Linked DNA regions of Homo sapiens: region 1 is linked to region 2. Evidence: chromatin loops called from intact Hi-C (ENCODE). Cell type or tissue: CD4-positive, alpha-beta T cell. All regions are shown on one strand. Links, peaks and the distances in the headings refer to the core of each region. The heading gives the core; the rest is flanking DNA. Region 1 overlaps PGM2L1 (phosphoglucomutase 2 like 1). Region 2 has its middle 8.8 kb from the start of MRPL48.

The links. Peaks named below come from ENCODE experiments on the same cell type or tissue, not always from the same donor. Only the 100,000 strongest peaks of a DNase experiment are listed, where the experiment ranks them.
Region 1: it touches region 2 in a loop (2.7-fold over the local background); 5 of 110 quality-filtered maps call a loop at or near these places.

The regions. Positions count from the first base shown.
Region 1 is chr11:74,383,697-74,393,630 of GRCh38, reverse strand. The region is part of intron 1 of PGM2L1 (phosphoglucomutase 2 like 1); the gene reads left to right. Among named protein-coding and RNA genes, the nearest start is that of PGM2L1, 9.8 kb to the left of the region's middle. In CD4-positive, alpha-beta T cell, for the core only: CTCF peaks have their summits at 4,542 and 4,743; DNase peaks (open chromatin) are centred at 4,460 and 4,780.
Region 2 is chr11:73,774,108-73,784,041 of GRCh38, reverse strand. No RefSeq gene overlaps it. Among named protein-coding and RNA genes, the nearest start is that of MRPL48, 8.8 kb to the left of the region's middle. RefSeq lists enhancers at 4,451-4,810, 6,616-7,482 and a cis regulatory region at 3,989-4,863. In CD4-positive, alpha-beta T cell, for the core only: no CTCF peak of the experiment used is centred there; a DNase peak (open chromatin) is centred at 4,481; H3K4me3 peaks cover 1,204 bases; H3K27ac peaks cover 1,314 bases.

The DNA of each region.
Region 1 (9,934 bases), core at 2,012-7,011, 610 kb before region 2:
TATCATGTAAAGTTCAAGGTAGCGTAGGCTTATAAAAAGCCTGAAAATGGAAATAAAATACTTCAATCTAAGCCAGTGATTCACACATTAGTCTAATGGTAGAAGTTTTTTTTCCAATGTCACTCACATGATTTTCTGTGCCTCCTAATGTAGCCCAGATAGAAAAGATGGTGAGTGAATTTCCTTTTAAGTCATCATTATGTGATGGGAAATACACCTATGACATACCTGTACAAAGGTGGTCTACTCCAGGGTCATTGCGTAGAGACCCAAAGAAATTGTGGACATTATCCAGTTGGGGAGCTTAGATGGGAGCTTGGATCTGCCACCTAGTTCAATCCAATTTTTATAATACTAGTTTATATAACATTTTTTGTTCACATTTTTCTAATACTGAATTTGGCATTTAATCAATGAAGAGTACACAGTATACACATATGGCTTTATTACTTTTGGGAAATGCTAGTCCTTATTCCTTGAATTTATTTTTGTAGTGTTTCAACTTTGGTAAAATGCTGTTAAGTCTCATTTGCTATTCATAGCAACAGTGTGTTAGGCAGGTAGTAGTTATCCCCAATTTTGCAAGTAAAGAAACTTAAGCTCATAAAAGAAAAGTGACTTGCTAAAGGAGATACGGCTTTTAAGTGGTAAAATTGGGACTCAAACCTAGGTCATCTGACTTTTACTGTATTCTTATCACTAGGGTAGACTCCATAAACCAAATGTTTAATAAATGTTAGTGACAACATAAACTAAGTTTCAAGGCCCTCATTAAAACTGTTTTATTGGCTGGCCGGGCGCAGTGGCTCACGCCTCTAATCCCAACACTTTGGGAGGCCGAGGCGGGCGGATCACAAGGTCAGGAGATCGAGACCATCCTGGCTAACATGGTGAAGCCCCGTCTCTACTAAAATACAAAAAATTAGCCGGGCGAGGTGGCGGGCACCTGTAGTCCCAGCTACTCGGGAGGCTGAGGCAGGAGAATGGCGTGAATCCGGGAGGCGGAGCTTGCAGGGGAGCCGACATCGCGCCACTGCACTCCAGCCTGGGCGACAGAGCCAGACTCCGTCTCAAAAAAAAAAAAACTATTTTATTGGCTTTTATAAAGCTGGAGTAGGATGTAATATTATGCAGAATAAATTGCCATGGATTTTTTTTTTTTAAGAGCTGAACAGTTGCTTTGGTCTCCTTGGCAACACAGTATTCTCCTTCTGTCCAAGAAATTTAGTACATATAAATGAATATTTGAATTTTTCTTTTTAGAATTCAAATTCATTTTTTTCTTTATACTTCCAAATTTCCTACATTTTCTCCTGTTTTCATCATTTTATTTGCAATTTATTTTTTTTGAAGAAATACATGCTTATGATTTTAAAAAATAGTACAGAAGGGATTATAATGGAAAACAATGATCCTAACTGCCTCTTCTTTTCCTCAGTTTGCTCCTTATAAGTCATTTTAAGTTTCTTTTTAGTTATTTTTGTGGTTACCATGAAAAGACTAAGTAATATACTAGAAGCACTATTTCTTGATGTATTTTAAAGCTTTAGATATTATCTGTCAAATATATCCCTGTGCTATAAAAAATGGGAATTCACTCACTATTCTCTATGTCTCCTAAATTTTGATAGTTATGCTATTAGCATTAGTTATTTCAAAAGTTTAAACAATATAATTAATGCTAGCAAAGTTTGCAGGACAATAAGTGCAACTAACAAACAGGGCTTCCAACTGGCCATTCTATTTAAGAGGAGACTGGCAGAAAACATATTGTATACATGAAAACAGAGAAAACCCATACCAGCTTATATAAGGTACCTAGCGTAGTCAAATACACAGAAACAGAAAACAGAATGTTGGGTACCAGCGGCTAAAAATCTATTGATGTTAATAACTAACTAACGATCAAACTATAAAAAGGAAATAAGCTGCATGAAAAATAAGTAAAGCAATGGATACAGGAAAAAAACTGAGTTAAGTCAGGGAACACAAGAACTTAATGTTTTTTGATTAAATAAGACAATTATTCCATCAAATAAGGAAATATGCTATGAAAAAGGAACAGGAAACAATAATGAGCTCTTGGAAATTAAGAAAAAAACGTTACACCCCACCCCTGCCAAATGCAATAGAAAATATAGACGTTAAAGTTGAGGAAACATAGCAAAAGGAAATAGGAAATATGAGGAAGTTGATGTGGAGTAACTTCCCCAGAAATCCAATGTAAAGAAATCCTAGATGAAAATAGTGTACTGATCCACACTGGGGTTCCAGAAATATATCTTGAAAAAGAATTCAGCATCTATGCCATAAATAGTAAAAAGCTGGAAGATGTTAGTAATATGGTGAAGATGGCGTGTTGTTTCTGGTCAACAACATTAAAAAAAAAAAGAACAGAAAAGAAAAAGCAGTTACCCAAGGAAGGGAGGGAGGGAGGAGGAAAACAGGAAGAAAGTAGGAAGGGAGGGAGGGAAGGAAAGAATGAAGGACCCAAATAAGCAAGGAAAGACAAAGCTGAGTAAGTTAAGTTATGGTCTAAAAATGAAGCCAACTAAAATGGGGCATCATTTTGAACAATTAATTGATGGATCTTAAGGAAAGAAAAACAGATCTCCAGAACTTTTTCATCTTGCTAAACTGAATTTCTGTACCCATTAAATAACTCCCCATTTCTTCGTCCCCTAAGCCTCTAGCACCCACCATTCTGCTTTCTGTTTCTATGAATTTGACTAATCTAGGTACCTCATATAAGTGGCATCATACAATATTTGTCTTTCTATGACTAGCTTATTTCACTTAGCATAATGTCTTCATAGTTCATCCATGTTGAAGACAAGATTTCATTTTGATTATAGAACAAAATGTACATGTTATCAAGTTATTTTGGGTTTGGGCTTATTGCACTTTGTTTCATGCTACTTTTTGTACGTGGAAATTGCATCTACTCTTCAGTACCCACTGATCCCTTCCTCCAGTTCTTTTTACATTGTAGGTTTAGTCCTTTCGTTCCTTTACTATCACTGTAATAAGTTCTCAGGGAGGGGAGACAAGTGTTTAAGTCTTTCATCTTGACCCAAAAATCTTTATACTTTTATTTCTTCAAATTAAAAATGTACTTGAAACTGAAAACAGCTAAGATGTCCTTCAATAGGTGAATGAATAAGCAAACTGTTGCATATCAAATATTATTCAGTGATTAAAACAAATTAGCTGTCAAGCCACAAAAAGAGATGAGCTATCAAGCTGTGAAAAGATGAAGAAACCTTAAATGTAGATTGCTTACTGAAAGAAGATGGTGTGGAAAAACTACACAGTGTAGTAATTTTTCCATAGATATATTTGAAAAGGAGTGATTCATATTTGAAAGCTCTTCCTGTCTCACCTGACAGTTTTCAAAATAGGTAGACTAGCACTTCTGTTTGTTATTTGGGGGACTTCTTTGCCCTGTTTTTTTTTTTTTCTTTCATAAAAGCTGTTTGTTTACTTCCTTCAAGTTTTCTTTTTTTTTTTTTGAGACGGAGTCTCGCTCTGTCGCCCAGGCTGGAGTGCAGTGGCGCAATCTCGGCTCACTGCAAGCTCTGCCTCCCGGGTTCACGCCATTCTCCTGCCTCAGCCTCCCGAGTAGCTGGGACTACAGGCGCCCGTCACCACGCCTGGCTAATTTTTTTTTTTTTTTTTTTTTTGTATTTTTAGTAGGGACGGGGTTTCACCATGTTAGCCAGGATGGTCTCGATATCCTGACCTCGTGATCCGCCCGCCTCGGCCTCACAAAGTGCTGGGATTACAGGCGTGAGCCACCGCACCCGGCCAGTTCCTTCAAGTTTTCTACAAGGCCGTTAGAAACCTATTCGGATATGTCTTTGATCTAAAATTATTTTCCCGGTCGGGCGCAGTGGCTCACGTCTGTAATCCTAGCACTTTGGGAGGCCAAGGCAGGCGGATCACCTGAGGTCAGGAGTTCGAGACCAGCCTGGCCAACATGGTGAAACCCCCATCTCTGTTAAAAATACAAAAAATTAGCTGGGCGTGATGGCACTTGCCTGTAATCCCAGCTACCCAGGAGACAGGCAGGAGAATCACTGGAACCCGGGAGGCGGAGGCTGCAGTGAGCCAAGATCGCGCCACTGCACTCCAGCCTGGGTGACAGAGCGAGACTCCATCTCAAAAAAAATAAATTTTTAAAAAAGTATTTTTCCTGTCTCTTCCTCTCCTCTTATTTAAAAAAATCAAAGAATATGGATAATCTAATAAAAAGGAATTTATCATCATTTGATTCTTCCAGGTTTTACTTGTGAGATACATTGAATTAACAAAAGAATATACATCTTATTATATTTCATTAGCTCAGGGTTTTTGTTTTGTTTTGTTTTGTAGAGAAACAGGGTCTCACCCTGTCACCTAGGCTAGAGTGCAGTGTGATCATAGCTCACTGCAGCCTCCTGGGCTCAAGTGATCCTCCCACCTCAGTTTCCGGAGTGGCTGGGACTACAGGCACAAGCCATCACACCTGGTTACATTAGCTTAGATTTCAATGATAATCCCTGGATAATCTAAATCAGAATTCTTTCATCCTTCCTTTTGGAGAGACAGCACAATTGGCTTGTCTCATGGAGAAACCTGTTTTTACCTAATTTATGTCTGTTTGGCTTTTTAGAAATATTTTCCCTCAAAATAAAAGGTTGATTAGTAATTTAGTGCAGATTTTACTGAAGGAGTATTGTTTTCATTAGTCAACTGTGGTCTGCATTACTACTAATTAGTACTGAGGCTGCTGCCCTCTAGTATCGGGAGTTAATGGAGAAAATGTTCTATGCTGGTGAAGAATAGACAGGAAGGCAGTGAGATAGTGTCACCAATCCTCATGAGATCTTTTACACCAAGTCATTTAATGAGGAGTGTATCTTACCAAACAAAACAATGGAAATGGTCATATTTAATGCCTTAAAGAGTATGAAGACTATAATATGGTAAATGAAAAATACCATATCTCTCTGATTCAAAGACATTTTAATGTCTACCTTGTTAGAAAACCTCTTTAACGTAAGTAATGGTTTTATGTTGTGTTTCTGCTTCAGAATTTTTTCACGTCATTTTCTCTCTGAAATATTTCATTATTTATATAGGTAAAAATGAGGGAAAAGCCTAAGTGTCCATGAATAAATAAATGGTGACATAAACTGGAACACTCTGGAGTGAAAAGAATAGCATGGCTCTATATGTATTAAAAGGACCTCCAAGATATATAGATATAAAGAGAGATATAGATACATAGGTGTATAGGTTTATATTTTTTTTAATTTTATTTTATCATATTAAGAACACTTAGCATGAGATTTACCCTCTTAACAGATTTTCCAGTATTCAATATAGTATGGTTAACTGTAGGTACAGTGCTGCACAGCATATCTCTATAATGAATTCATCTGGCTTAACTGCAACTTTATGCCTCTTGCTTAGCAACTCTCCATTCCTCCTTCCCTTCCAGCATCTGGCAACCATCATTCCACTCTTTAATTCTATGAATTTGACTATTTTAGATACCTCATATAAGTGAAATCATGCAGTATTTGGCCCTCTGTGCAAGATATACATGAAATAAGCAAGTTATAGAACAACATGTACAATTTGATGCCATATATGTAAAAAAAGAGTTAAAGCAAAACTGCATTTTACAAGTATGTAGATGTGTAGTAAAGGTCTGGAAGAATGTATTACAAGCTGTAAGCGGCACCTCTAAAGGTGGGGTCTGGGAATGAAAGTAATGGTCAATGATGTCTGCAGCTTTATCTGTATTATTAGTATTTTTAAAATAAGAGAAATGTGTTACTGTAATTCATAATAAAGTAAAATTTAAAATATAAATAAAAATTAAGTGGTTAACTGTCTGACATTGGCTTTTAAGGGCAATAGGAGTTCAAAGTCAGGAAGATTTTTTGTAAGAGGTAGAATTTGAGCTGGGACTTGAAGGGTAAGTAGGATACAAATAGATAATGGATATGGGGCAAAAATTTAAAATGGGCACAGTAGAATCATAAAATGGAAAATGACACTGATCAGGGAAATGAAACTGAGCAGGAGGCATGCAGAAACCATGAACAGATTTCTTAAGTATAGCGTATGTATTGTGCTACTATGGTGAGTAAGTATAGGTGAAGGAAAACTAGTGTTTATGAGTGATCATGTACCAGACATGGTACTTACTAGATGCTTTCATGTAGAAAGTCTCTTAATTCTCCCAAGGATTGTTTGAGGTAGTTATTTCCATTTTTTTAAGCCTATGCACAAACCCAGGCTCAGAGAAGTGTAGAGAGAGGGGACTATTTGAATCCAAGAAGGTTTCAAACTCCTTTGCCCTTTGGGATCTGACCCCAACCTTTCTAATTTTTACATTTGATGTAATGAGAATTGAACTCTATTGCTGATTCTTGGCTGATTAATCTGGCTGCAGCATGTAATTAGGATGAGATGGAATGGAGTTGTGGAGGGGATCCTGGAAACTCTCATAGAAATGTAGATATAAAAGTTTTACATAAGGATGTTTGCTTTGTGAGAAAATCAGGAAAAGAAGCCATAAGACTCACTAGCAAATTGATCTCTGTCTTCTTTTTAAAAAGACAGAAAATGATAGTTCCCATTTCGTTAAATCATATATTTTGCTAACTTTGAATCACATCTTTTAAAAGAAAGAAATTATAATTTAAATTCACATGCCCACCTCTCTGATTCCATTTTCCTCCCTTCTTCCTTTCCTCAAAGTAACCAAGGCATATCTAGGAATACTAGGGTTTTGTTTGATTTTCTTTTTCAGTTAAAATATCATTTTGTTTTTCACTTAAATGAAGATAACTGTGGGAGGCTGGGTGTGGTGGCTCATGCCTGTAATCCCAGCATTTTGGGAGGCCAGGGCAGGAGGATTGCTTGAGCCCCAGAGTTTGAGACCAGCCTGGGCAAAATAGGGAGACCTCATCTCTACAAAAAGTAAATAAAATTAGGTGGGCATGGTGGCATGTGCCTATAGTCTCAGCTACTTGGGAGGCTTAGGTGGGAAGATTGCTTGAGCCTGGGAGGTTGAGGCTGCAGTGAGCTGTGATGGCACCACTGCACTCCAGCCTGGGTGACAGAGTGGGACCCTACCTCAAAAAAAAAAAAAGTTTTTTTTTTTGACAGATATTGCCAAATTGCCTTACAGAGAGTGTGCACCAATGTATTATTCTACCAATAATATATAAAAGTGCCTGCTTTCTCAAATTCTTGACTCTACCATGCAGTATCAAATATTTTTCTTTGCCATTGTGAAAAATAAAAACTATATTTTATTTTAGCTTTAATTTCCATTTTTCTTATAAGTGAGGTTGTATATTTTCATATACTTAAAAGATAGCTGTATTTCCTTTTCTATGAACTATTCATATCTTTTGCTAGCTTTTCTATTGAGTTATTAATCTTTTCTCCTGTTTTAATGCCAAAGAAATAAGTCTTTGATGTATCATGTATTACAAATGTTTTTTTCTCAGTTTGTCTTTTGAATTTATATATGTAATTTTTATCACGTAGAACATAATTATAATTTTATTGACAGCATAGTATTTCACTTGGTAAATATATCATATTTAACCATTTCCTTTTTGCTGGATGTCTTAAAGTATTCTGATTTTTAAAAACTATTTTGAATAATGCTGACAGCATCATTTTGCATATAATTTTTTCCCTTAGATTATTTCTATAACATGTAAAGATGACATATACATGATACAGAGATATTTAACTTCTGGGAAATGCTGTCAGACCATAATTGTAGCCTAATTTCAGAAGAATATGGAATTTGGGCTTTATTGAAAAAGAAAAAGCATATTATTGTTTCCTTTCTTGGTGGTTTTTATGCTGATGGGCAGGGTTCTCCTGTTGGTAGTATTTTCGCCATTTCAAAATATGCATTAAACATCAAGCCATGAATCTTTTGTCTGAGTATACGTTAAATTAAGCATAAAACTATGGAATCTCAGTTGACAGAAATATAGATATTATCTTATTTAAGCTCCTACTCAGAATAAAAACATGTTCTGTAGTATCCCAAATAGGCAACTTCCGTATGAGAACATTTCTGGTATAATGGAGTCTTGTCTTACTTAGGAGTTAGATTCCAAAGTCAATAAATAATGATAATGGTATAAAATTTTAAAATCACCCTTGTAAACCCTTAAATTGTCCAAGAACTACAAGATACATGATTTCAAATATCTATCCTTACACAGTAATATATGAGAATATGTAACATATGTAGTAATGTGCCATATATAATAGAGCACATACACAAAATACAATTTTAATATTTAGGAGGCAGGGCTAAATACATATAGTGGAGTACATGTAAGTTAAGTGTAGTAAAGCCATACTATATAGTGCAGTGTTGTAGGATAGAAAGATTTCTGCTTCTAGAAATGACAGATGAGGTAATTTGGACAATCTTCCTCCAACAACTGGAAAAAACAGACAAAATATAGATTTAAAAATCTGTTTGAAGGTGTTATTTAATGTTAGTCAAGAGTTTCCAGTTTAAGATTTGGAAGAAGAAGGAAATTCCAGGCCATGATCTAGAAGAAGACAGAAATTCAGAGAGCTGAGTTTAGTATTTAGGGGGCCACTTTTGCCCAGGGCACATTTATTGATCAGGATAGGCAGCTAAGAAGATTGTCAGTCTTTTTGTTAGCCTTGCTAGTATAGCGGGACAAAAGTTGGAATCTAGGCCCTATTGCGGGTGGAGACCCTGAAAACACTCTTACTTTAGGTTAGAAGTCCAAAGGGCTGCCCTGTGAATACTGGTGAACTCAAAGTAAACACTCCGCATACAGACTATATTCCAGTTTTGAGTCATTTGGATGGCTTGGAAATTGGATTAAAGTGAACCTAGATTGCTAGTGCTTTCAGATGCCTAAGAAAAGCAAAACAACAAACAAACAAACAACAACAACAACAAGTTTCCTGGAGGGAGGTAGCTTCATCTTAGTTTCCAAATTATTCCTACTAATAATATTTTAAATATAATACCTAATATTACAAAAATAATATAAATATAATAGTACAGAGTCAAAGATAACCAAACATATAAGGAAGCAAGTCAACATAAACAAGAACCTGCAGAAACAACAGATAATGCAAACTGACCGGCAAGGGCTCCTATATTTATCAAATGTAGACTTTAAAATAACTAAGATTGTCAAGATCAAGAAGATTAAAAAAGATTAAAATTGAGCAGAGAGCAGAAGTAAGAGTAATCTCATAAGTTAAAAAAATTGGTGGAGAAATGAAAATAATACAAAAAGTAAATTTTTAAAAATAGAAATTCTGAAGCTGAAGAAATACAATAACCAAAATTAAGAATTCAATGAACAAATTTAACAACACTTTAGAGAGGAATCAGAGAGAGAATTAACAAACTACAAGATAGGTCAGTGAAAAATAGTCAGAACAAAGCATGGAATGACAAAAGGATGCGGGGGGAGTGGGGGAGTAAAAGAGAGGCTACGAGACATAAGATGATACAGGAAAAGGTCTAACATGCTATTCATTGGAATCTCTTAAGGAGAGGAAAGAGATAGTTACTATGAAATTTCCTAAACTGATGAATGACATTAATCCACAGGTTAAGAGTTTGGGGTTACAAAGGAATATAAATCATTCTATTATAAAGATATATGCACACGTATGTTCATTGCAGCACTATTCACAATAACAAAGACATGGAATCAACCCAAATACCCATCGGTGATAGACTGGATAAAGAAAATGTTATATATATATATATATATTTATTTATATATCTCCATAGAATACTATGTATACATAAAAAGGATTGAGATCATGTTCTTTGTAAGGACATGGATGGAGCTGGAAGCCATTATCCTCAGCAAACTAACACAGGAACAGAAAACCGAAC
Region 2 (9,934 bases), core at 2,116-7,115:
GTGTAATTATCCTGCCTGGCAGCCTGGGGTTAGGAGACACAAGTGCAAATTTTACAAAATAAAAATGTGGAGATAGTTTTTGAAACACATTATTTAGAGGATAGTAATAACTCCTTGACCTAATGAGATAGGCACTTCTGACCTTCATCTCCAACTATCTGCTCTGTCTCTTCATTTGAATGCCCCTCCTCTTTACCTCCACATGTACTAGCCAAGGTCCATTTTTATTATCTCCCATCTGAACTATTGTGCTGGCGTAACTAATTGGTCTGCCAGTCTTTAGTCTCATTCCTATGCCAGTTTATTTCCAAAAACAGCTTTCTTGAAGCATATTTCATGGAGATCATGATCTAAAAAGCAAAACAAACAAACAAAAAACCTTCAATACAGCCGGGTGCAGAGGTACTTACGCTGGGGTACTCCCAACACTTTGGGAGGCCAAGCAGGAGGACCCCTTGGGCCCAGGGTTTTGTGGTTACAGTGAGCTATGATCACACTACTGTACTCTAGCCTGGCGACAAAGCGAGACTTTGTCTTCAAAAAAATTAAGAAATAATAAATGTAGGCCAGACACAATGGCTCATGCCTATCATCCCAGCACTTTGGGAGACCAAGGCAGAAGGACTGCTTCAGCCCAGGAGTTTGAGACCATCCAGAGCAACATGGCAAAATCCTGTCTCTACCAAAATATAAAAATAAAAATTAGCTGGGTGTGGTGGTGCATACGTATTTTCCCAGCTATTTGGGAGCCTGAGGGTGAGAGGATCACTTGAGTCTGGGAGGTTGAGGCTGCAGTTGAGTTGTGATTGTGCCACTGCACTCCAACCTTGGTGACAGGGGGAGACTTTATCTCAAAATAATAATAATAATATGCCAGGAGCAATGGCTCGCGCCTGTAATCCCAGCACTTTGGGAGGCTGAGGTGGGCGGATCACTTGAGGTCAGGAGTTCAAGACCAGCCTGTCCAACATGGTGAAACCCCATCTTTACTAAAAATACAAAAAAATTAGCTGGGCATTGTGGCATGTGCCTGTAATCCCAGCTACTCAGGATGCTGAGGCAGGAGAATTGCTTGAACCTGGGAGGCGGAGGTTGCAGTGAGCCTTGATTGTGCCACTGCACCCAGCCTGGGCAACAGAGCAAGAATCCTCAAAAAAAAAAATTAATAATAATAATAGGCCAGGTGTGGTGGTGGCTCACGCCTGTAATCCCAGCACTTTGGGAGACTGAGGCTGGTACATCACCTGAGGTCAGGAGTTTGAGACCAGTGTGGCTAACATGGTGAAACCCCGTCTCTACTAAAAAAAAGTTAGCCGGGCTTGGTGGTGGGCGCCTGTAATCCCAGCTGCTCAGGAGGCTGAGGCAAGAGAATCACTTGAACCCAGGAGGTGGATGTTGCAGTGAGCCGAGATCACACCATTGCATTCCAGCCTGGGCAATAAAAGCGAAACTCTGTCTCAAAAAATAGTAATAATAATAAAAGTTGCTTTTTTTTTTTTTGAGACGGAGTCTCGCTCTGTCCCCCAAGCTGGAGTGCAGTGGCATGATCTCGGCTCACTGCAAGCTCTGCCTCCTGTGTTCATGCCATTCTCCTGCCTCAGCCTCCCGAGTAGCTGGGACTACAGGCGCCCACCACCATGCCCGGCTAATTTTTTGTATTTTTAGTAGAGGCGGGGTTTCACCGTGTTAGCCAGGATGGTCTCGATCTCCTGACCTCATGATCTGCCCGTCTCAGCCTCCAAAAGTGCTGGGATTACAGGTGTGAGCCACCGTGCCAGGCCAATAATAATAAAAGTTTAAAAACCCTTCAATAGCTACTTACAGCCCTCCAATTTAACAATACGCTCCTTAACCTGGCATTTTAGCTTTCATGATCTGTCTCCAGTTTACCATTCAGCCATTCCTATTCACATGTGCATTGCATATACCACACTGATAACTGTTCAACACATTTTCCTATACCTCCTTTATATACTTTTTAATTTGTTTTATAGTTGTTTGAAGATGTGTTTTTTCAAACCACCAGACAGTGCTCCTTGATGTTCTGATCCTTGTCTGATCCCACTCTGTGTTTCTCTCAACATATTTTTAGCATCTACACATTGTAGGTATCAGAAATAATTTGTGGATGAACATTGGGCTTGCTGAAGAATACTAAGAACTTTGACTCTAAGTTTTTGATCAAAGTAGAGATGATTGTCATGATTAGCAACTCTTATTTTAGCCCTTGAGAGCCTTTTCTTCAAAAAAGTAGGGAGGTTGCTTCTTTTCTGAGAAAACACCAAATGGCGGATGACGCCGGTGCAGCGTGGGGGCCAAAACTTATGGCACGGGAGTAAATTCAGCATTAAAATAAATGTAATTAAAAGGAAAAAAAAAAGTAGGGAGGCATAATTAACTATAAAACATTTGGAAAATACAGAAAAGTAAAAACAACAACAGCAAAAATCAACACCACCCAGCCGGTCACGGGTCCTATAATGGTCTTAGATTTCATTGTTCTGCCGTACATTGTTAACGGTCTAGTTAGAGAACAATTACATGGTTATTTCCATTTTACAGATGATGAAACTGAGACTCGGTTCAAATGAATACATTATCCATTAAGTCTGGCTGCAAGGAAACCAGACCTTCCAACTTTGTTGTGGTCCCTACCCCTTTCTTGAATCCGAAGCCCCCTCTTTTTGAATCCCAACTCTTCCTGAAACTGGGCTGCTTAGCATCTCAGGGCTCTCCAACATGCCTATTTTTATGATGAAATGCGCAACAAACTTTTACCCTAAACCACTTGAGGTAACCTGCTCCTTACCACCAAAATAACTCAATTCTTCATTTAAAACAAGTCACTCTGAGTTGATAATGCTGTTTTGGAATAAAAAACTCTTCTGGCCTTAAGAAGGACTATTCTATATGCTCTGCCATATAGGCCTATGGAAATTAATATACCATTTGGCTTTTGCCACACCTCCTCCTACAATTTTTTTTCTCTCTCTCTCTCCTCTCTCTCTCTCTTCTCTCTCTCTCCTTTCTCTCCTCTCTCTCTCCTCTCTCCTCTCTTTCTGACTTTTTGCTCTGTTTCCCAGGCTGGAGTGCCGTGGTGTGATCTCAGCTCACTACAACTTCCGCCTCCCTGGTTCAAGCGATTCTCCTGCCTCAGCCTCCCAAGTAGCTGAGACTACAGGCACCCACCACCATGCCTGCCTAATTTTTCTATTTTTTTTTCATAGAGACAGGTTTTGTTTGTTTGTTTTTGAGACAGAGTGAAACTATTTGGTAGAGGCTTGGACTTGTTTTTTCTGGGGTCCTTACTCACCCAAGATGTTATGATTCTGAGTTTCTCAATTGTACTACTTTAGAACCCTAAGATCCTAAAATGTTGAAAGACTCTACAATCTTGTAATTCTTGTGGAACAACTTTGCAAAGAGAAGGTGAAGCTGTGGAATAGCCAGTTCTTAGCTGTCTCTCCTTCCCGACCTGCCCCATCTCCAAGAGGCTATCCACTCAAAGTTTATTTTTTATTTTTATTTATTTATTTATTTTTGAAATGGTGTTTCGCTCGTTTCCCGGGCTGGAGTGCAGTGGCGTGATCTTGGCTCACTGCAACCTCTGCCTCCCAGGTTCAAGCAATTCTCCTGCCTCAGCCTCCCAAGTAGCTGGGATTACAGGCGTGTGCCACCACGCCCAGCTAATTTTGTATTTTTAGTAGAGATGGAGTTTCACCATGTTGGTCAGGCTGGTCTCGAACTCCTGACCTCAGGTGATCCGCCCGCCTTGGCCTCCCAAAGTGCTGGGATTACAGGTGTGAGCCACTGTGCCCAGGCTCAAAGTTTAAATGCTCAACGGAAAAATATAAAAATCACAGTCATTCATCCATGGAATACTTTATCCTATCCATGCATTTAAAATCACAAAGAAAAACACTTAATATGCAAACGATAATACATAAGTTATACAGCATTGTCCCAATTGTGTTAAAATAGACACACAGAGGGAAAAAAAGAATGACAAAGGTTAATTATGATTGTTTCTGGCCGATGGGACAGTAAATCACTTTTGTTTCCATTACACTTTTCTTAATTTCCTAAAATATGCATATATTTTTATAATCAGAAAAAAAGGTTTTAAGCTCAAACGTGTCAGGCCACACCTGGTGCCGCGTCGTTGGGATACAGAGATGAGTCATCTCAAATGAGAGGGAGGGGCCAACAAGGCTTTGATTAGGGCTGGCTTGGAAGAGGAGGGACAAGTACTGGGTAGGGTGGGATCTGATCAGCTCAGCTCAGCTGGAGTTCAACCCGGAAGCGCTGACGGTGGCACACCAGCGGGCAAAATCCACCTCAAAAGCTGGAAATAACGTGGCAGCCCCGGCACAACAAGACCCGCCAGTTCAAGTCAACCTCACCGCCCTCTGGCCGAAGACCCAGGCCAACCCCGCCCCTTGCCTCTCCCCATTGGTCTGCTGAAGCTCGTTCGGTTCCCAGGGCCCGCCCCTCTGGGGCTGCGAGAGGAGGCGCGCTCCCTCCTCCACATGGACGCTGGCGGCCATGTTGAGTGTGGCTTGACAGGGGAGGGTGGGGCTATTCTCTGTTTCTGGCGTCGCTGACTCCATCCGACACATTCTGCAAGTGTTTCCCTTTAGTCGTGGGCTCTTGGAACCCCAAGTAAAGAGATGATTTACCACTGAAATGATTCTCACTTGGGAGCTGGGCGTTTGTGTGAAGTGCACACATCTTCCGCCCAGCCTCCGGTTCCCTGGAGGCCTGTGGGTTCTAGTTTTCCAGAGGTGATGTCATCGCAAAACCTTTGTAAGGTCCTAATGCCCGATGTTAGGATTGCAGAATCATTCAAAATGAGATCTTAGAGATTGGGTGGCTATATAATTTATTGTTCAAACTGGGATAGCTTTGAGAGTCTAGGGGTATACTATCAATAATTACAATCCACACAACAGTCATAAATGTGGACTGTTCTGGAGTTTATAGTCACTCTACTTAAAGTCACTCTATAGTCAGCTCGTTTTTTAAAAATTGTAGTCAAATATATATGAGAAAAATTTCCATTTTAACAATATGTGTATAATTCAGTGGCATTAATTACATTCACAGTGTCGTGCAATCATCGTCATTATCTATTTCCAAAATTTTTCATTACCCCAAGCAGAATCCATTGCCCAGTAAGCAATAACTCCCCATTAACCTCTCCTACTAGCTCCTGTTAATCTCCAGGACCCTTTCTGTTTCTATGAATTTGCTATATTTCACATAAGTGGAATCACACAATAGTCGAGGTTTTCTGTCTGCATAGTTTCACTTAGCATAATGTTTTCAAGGTTCATCTATGTTGTACCATGTATTAATACTTTATTTTGCTTTAGAGTTGAATAGTATTCCCTTGTATGAATATACCACAATTTGTTTATCCGTTCATCTGTTAACAGACACTTGGGTTGTTTCTACCTGTTGGCTATTGTGAACAAAGCTGCTACGAACATTTTGTACAAGTATTTGAAGGTCCCAAAACATTTTTTAAGCCATTTTAGTAGTTTGAAATGGTATATTTGTGGTTTTGGTTTGCATTTCCTTGATGATTAAAGATGTTGTGGCTGGCGTGGTGGCTCACGCCTGTAATCCCAGCACTTTGGGATGCCGAGGCAGGCAGATCACAAGGTCAAGAGATTGAAACCATCCTGGCCAACATGGTGAAACCCTGTCTCTACTAAAAATACAAAAACACCGGGCGCAGTGGCTCACGCTTGTAATCCCAGCACTTTGAGAGGCCGAGGCAGACAAATCACAAGGTCAGGAGATCAAGACCATCCTGGCCAACATGGTGAAACCCCGTCTCTACTAAAAAAAATACCAAAATTAGCCAGGCGTGGAGTCGCAAGCCTGTAGTCCCAGCTACTTGGGAGGCTGAGGCAGGAGAATTGCTTGAACCCAGGGGGCAGAGGCTGCAGTGAGCCGAGATCATGCCACTGCACTCCAGCCTGGGCAACAGAGCGAGACTCTGTCTCAAAAACAAACAAACAAATTAGCTGGGCATTGTGATATGCCCCTGTAGTCCCAGCTACTCGGTAGGCTGAGGCAGGAGAATTGCTTGAACCCGAGAGGCAGAAGTTGCAGTGAACCAAGATCGCGGCCACTGCATTCCAGCCTGGTGACAGAGTGAGACTCGGTCTCAAAAAAAAAAATGTTGAACATCAGTTTTATTTATTTATTATTATTATTTTTGAGACGGAGTCGCTCTGTCGCCCAGGCTAGAGTGCAGTGGCGCGATCTCGGCTCACTGGAAGCTCCGCCTTCCAGGTTCACGCCATTCTCCTGCCTCAGCCTCCCGAGTAGCTGGGACTACAGGCGCCCATCACCACGCCCGGCTAATTTTTTGTATTTTTCATAGAGACGGGGTTTCACCGTGTTAGCCAGGATGGTCTCCGTCTCCTGACCTCGTGATCCGCCCGCCTCGGCCTCCCAAAGTGCTGGGATTACAGGCGTGAGCCACTGCGACCGGCCCATTTTTATTTATTTATTTATTTATTTATTTATTTATTTATTTATTTATTTATTTATTGAGATGGAGTCTTGCTCTGTCGCCCAGGCTGGAGTGCAGTGGCGCGATCTCAGATCACTGCAATCTCCGCCTCCTGGGTTCAAGTGATTCTCTTGGCTTAGCCTCCTGAGTAGCTAGGATTACAGCCATGCGCCGCCACGCCCAGCTAATTTTTGTGTTTTCAGAAGAGACGGGGTTTCACCACGTTGGTCAGGCTGGTCTCGAACTCCTGACCTCATGATCCACCCGCCTCGGCCTCCCAGAGTGCTGGGATTACAGGCGTGAGCCACAGCGCCCGGCCCTAATTTTTTGTTGTTGTTTATATTTTTTGTTGAGAAGGGAATCTCACTATGTTGCCCAGGCTGGTGTCAAACTCCTGGGCTCAGGTGATCCTCCTCCCTGGGCCTCCCAAAGTGCTGGGATTCCAAGCATGAGCTACTGTGCTCAGCTTTAAATACTTTTTTTTTCATTATTTCGAGTTTGCTTTATGCTTAATATTAATCAATAGTAGTTTGCTGCTGGGAGCCGTGGATCACACCTGTAATCCCAACATTTTGGGAGGCCGAGGCAGGAGGATCACCTTAGGTCAGGAGTTTGAGACCAGCCTGTCTAACATGGTGAAACCCCGTCTCTACCAAAAATACAAAAATTAGCTGGGCATGGTGGTGCATGTCTGTAATTCCAGCTACTCTGGAGGCTGAGGCAGGAAAATCGCTTGAACCTTGGAGGCAGAGGTTGCAGTGAACTGAGCTTGATTGAGCCACTGCACTCCAGCCTGGACAACAAAGCGAGACTCCATCTCATTAAAAAAAAAAAAAAAAAAGAGAGGATGTCTGGCAATCTTATAAATACTAGAAATAGAAAGCATGACAGCACACAACATTTTTTCTTTTTTTAAAATACATTTTATTATTATTATTTTAAAATAGAGATGAGGTCTTGCCATGCAACAGAGGTTGGTCTTAAACTCCTGGGCTCAAGAGATCCTCTCACCTCGGCCTCCCAAAGTGCTAAGATTACAAGCATGAACCACCACTCCCAGCCACAGCATCTTTTCTTAAATGAGAAGTTTTAAAAGACTCAATTTTAAAGAGAGATTTGTGTTAAACACTAGGAAAAACTTCCAGATAATGAAGAACCGGAACTGGGGAGAATGGGAGAGTAGAGAGAGATTCTTCACTATATGTACTGAGGAAGAAGTTGATGTTGATATGCCTAGAAGCTGACAGAGATGAAGTCCTATGGATATTCTCTGAGCTCAGTAATTCTGGAAATGGAATTTGCCTAGAGACCAACTGGGGCCCTTTATCTGCTGTGCTGCTCTCTTTCCAGCTTCACTCCAATGCCCACCTGTTGTGGAACTTTTGTACTAAGCAATCTGCCACAATTCCTACTTCTCAAACAAAAGGGAATAATTGTCTACTAGCTATATAGAGTCTTACCTCAAACAGAATATATCTAAAACTAAACTTACCACCTTCCTCCCCTTCTTGACCTTGTGGGTCTCTTTAGGTACTATGTTTTTTATTTCCTTTCCTTAGAACCACATTTCTTTCTTTCTTTTTTTTTTTTTAATTGATCATTCTTGGGTGTTTCTCGCAGAGGGGGATTTGGCAGGGTCATAGGACAATAGTGGAGGGAAGGTCAGCAGATAAACAAGTGAACAAAGTTCTCTGGTTTTCCTAGGCAGAGGACCCTGGGGCCTTCCGCAGTGTTTGTGTCCCTGGCTACTTGAGATTGGGGAGTGGTGATGACTCTTAACGAGCATGTTGCCTTCAAGCATCTGTTTAACAAAGCACATCTTGCACCGCCCTTAATCCATTTAACCCTGAGTGGACACAGCACATGTTTCAGAGAGCACAGGGTTGGGGGTAAGGTCATAGATCAACAGCATCCCAAGGCAGAAGAATTTCTCTTAGTACAGAACAAAATGGAGTCTCCTATGTCTACTTCTTTCTATGCAGACACAGCAACAATCTGATTTCTCTATCTTTTCCCCACATTTCCCCCTTTTCTATTCGACAAAACCGCCATCGTCATCATGGCCCGTTCTCAATGAGCTGTTGGGTACACCTCCCAGACGGGGTGGCAGCTGGGCAGAGGCACCCCCCACCTCCCGGACGGGGCGGCTGGCCGGGCAGGGGCTGCCCCCCACCTCCCTCCCTGACGGGGCAGCTGGCCGGGCGGGGGCTGCCCCCCACCTCCCTCCCTGACGGGGCAGCTGGCCGGGCGGGGGCTGCCCCCCACCTCCCTCCCAGACGGGGCGGCTGCCGGGCGGAGACGCTCCTCACTTCTCAGATGGGGCGGCTGCCGGGCGGAGGGGCTCCTCACTTCTCAGACGGGGCAGCTGCCGGGCAGAGGGGCTCCTCACTTCTCAGACGGGGCGGCGGGGCAGAGACGCTCCTCACCTCCCAGACGGGGTCGCGGCCGGGCAGAGGCGCTCCTCACATTCCAGATGGGGTGGCGGGGCACAGGCGCTCCCCACATCTCAGACGATGGGCGGCCAGGCAGAGATGCTTCTCACTTCCTAGACAGGATGGCGGCCGGGAAGAGGCGCTCCTTACTTCCCAGACTGGGCAGCCGGGCAGAGGGGCTCCTCACATCCCAGACGATGGGCGGCCAGGCAGAGACGCTCCTCACTTCCCAGATGGGGTGGCGGCCGGGCAGAGGCTGCAATCTCGGCACTTTGGGAGGCCAAGGCAGGCGGCTGGGAGGTGGAGGTTGTAGCGAGCCGAGATCAGGCCACTGCACTCCAGCCTGGGCAACACTGAGCACTGAGTGAACGAGACTCCATCTGCAATCCCGGCACCTCGGGAGGCCGAGGCTGGCAGATCACTCGTGGTTAGGAGCTAGAGACCAGCCCGGCCAAGACAGCGAAACCCCGTCTCCACCAAAAATACATGAAAACCAGTCAGGCGTGGCGGCACGCACCTGCAATTGCAGGCACTGGGCAGGCTGAGGCAGGAGAATCAGGCAGGGAGGTTGCAGTGAGCAGAGATGGCGGCAGTACAGTCCAGCTTCGGCTGGGCATCAGAGGGAGACCGTGGAAAGAGAGGGAGAGGGAGACCATGGGGAGAGGGAGAGGGAGAGGGAGACCATGGGGAGAGGGAGAGGGGGAGGGGGAGGGGAGAACCACATTTCTTAAATGAAAGAGTCTTCACTTCTTGCCTCCATTTCTTCATTTTGAATTTACTTCTAAATCCAAATCTGGTGTTTTTTCTCATTACTTCATTGAAACTTCTCAGACCCAGGCCACCAGTAACCCTCTTGAAAATACTGTTTTGGCCAGGTGCGGTGGCTTACTCCTGTAATCCTAGCACTCTGGGAGGCTGAGGCAGGAGGATTGCTTGAGTACAGGAGTTCAAGACCAGCCTAGGCAATGTAGAA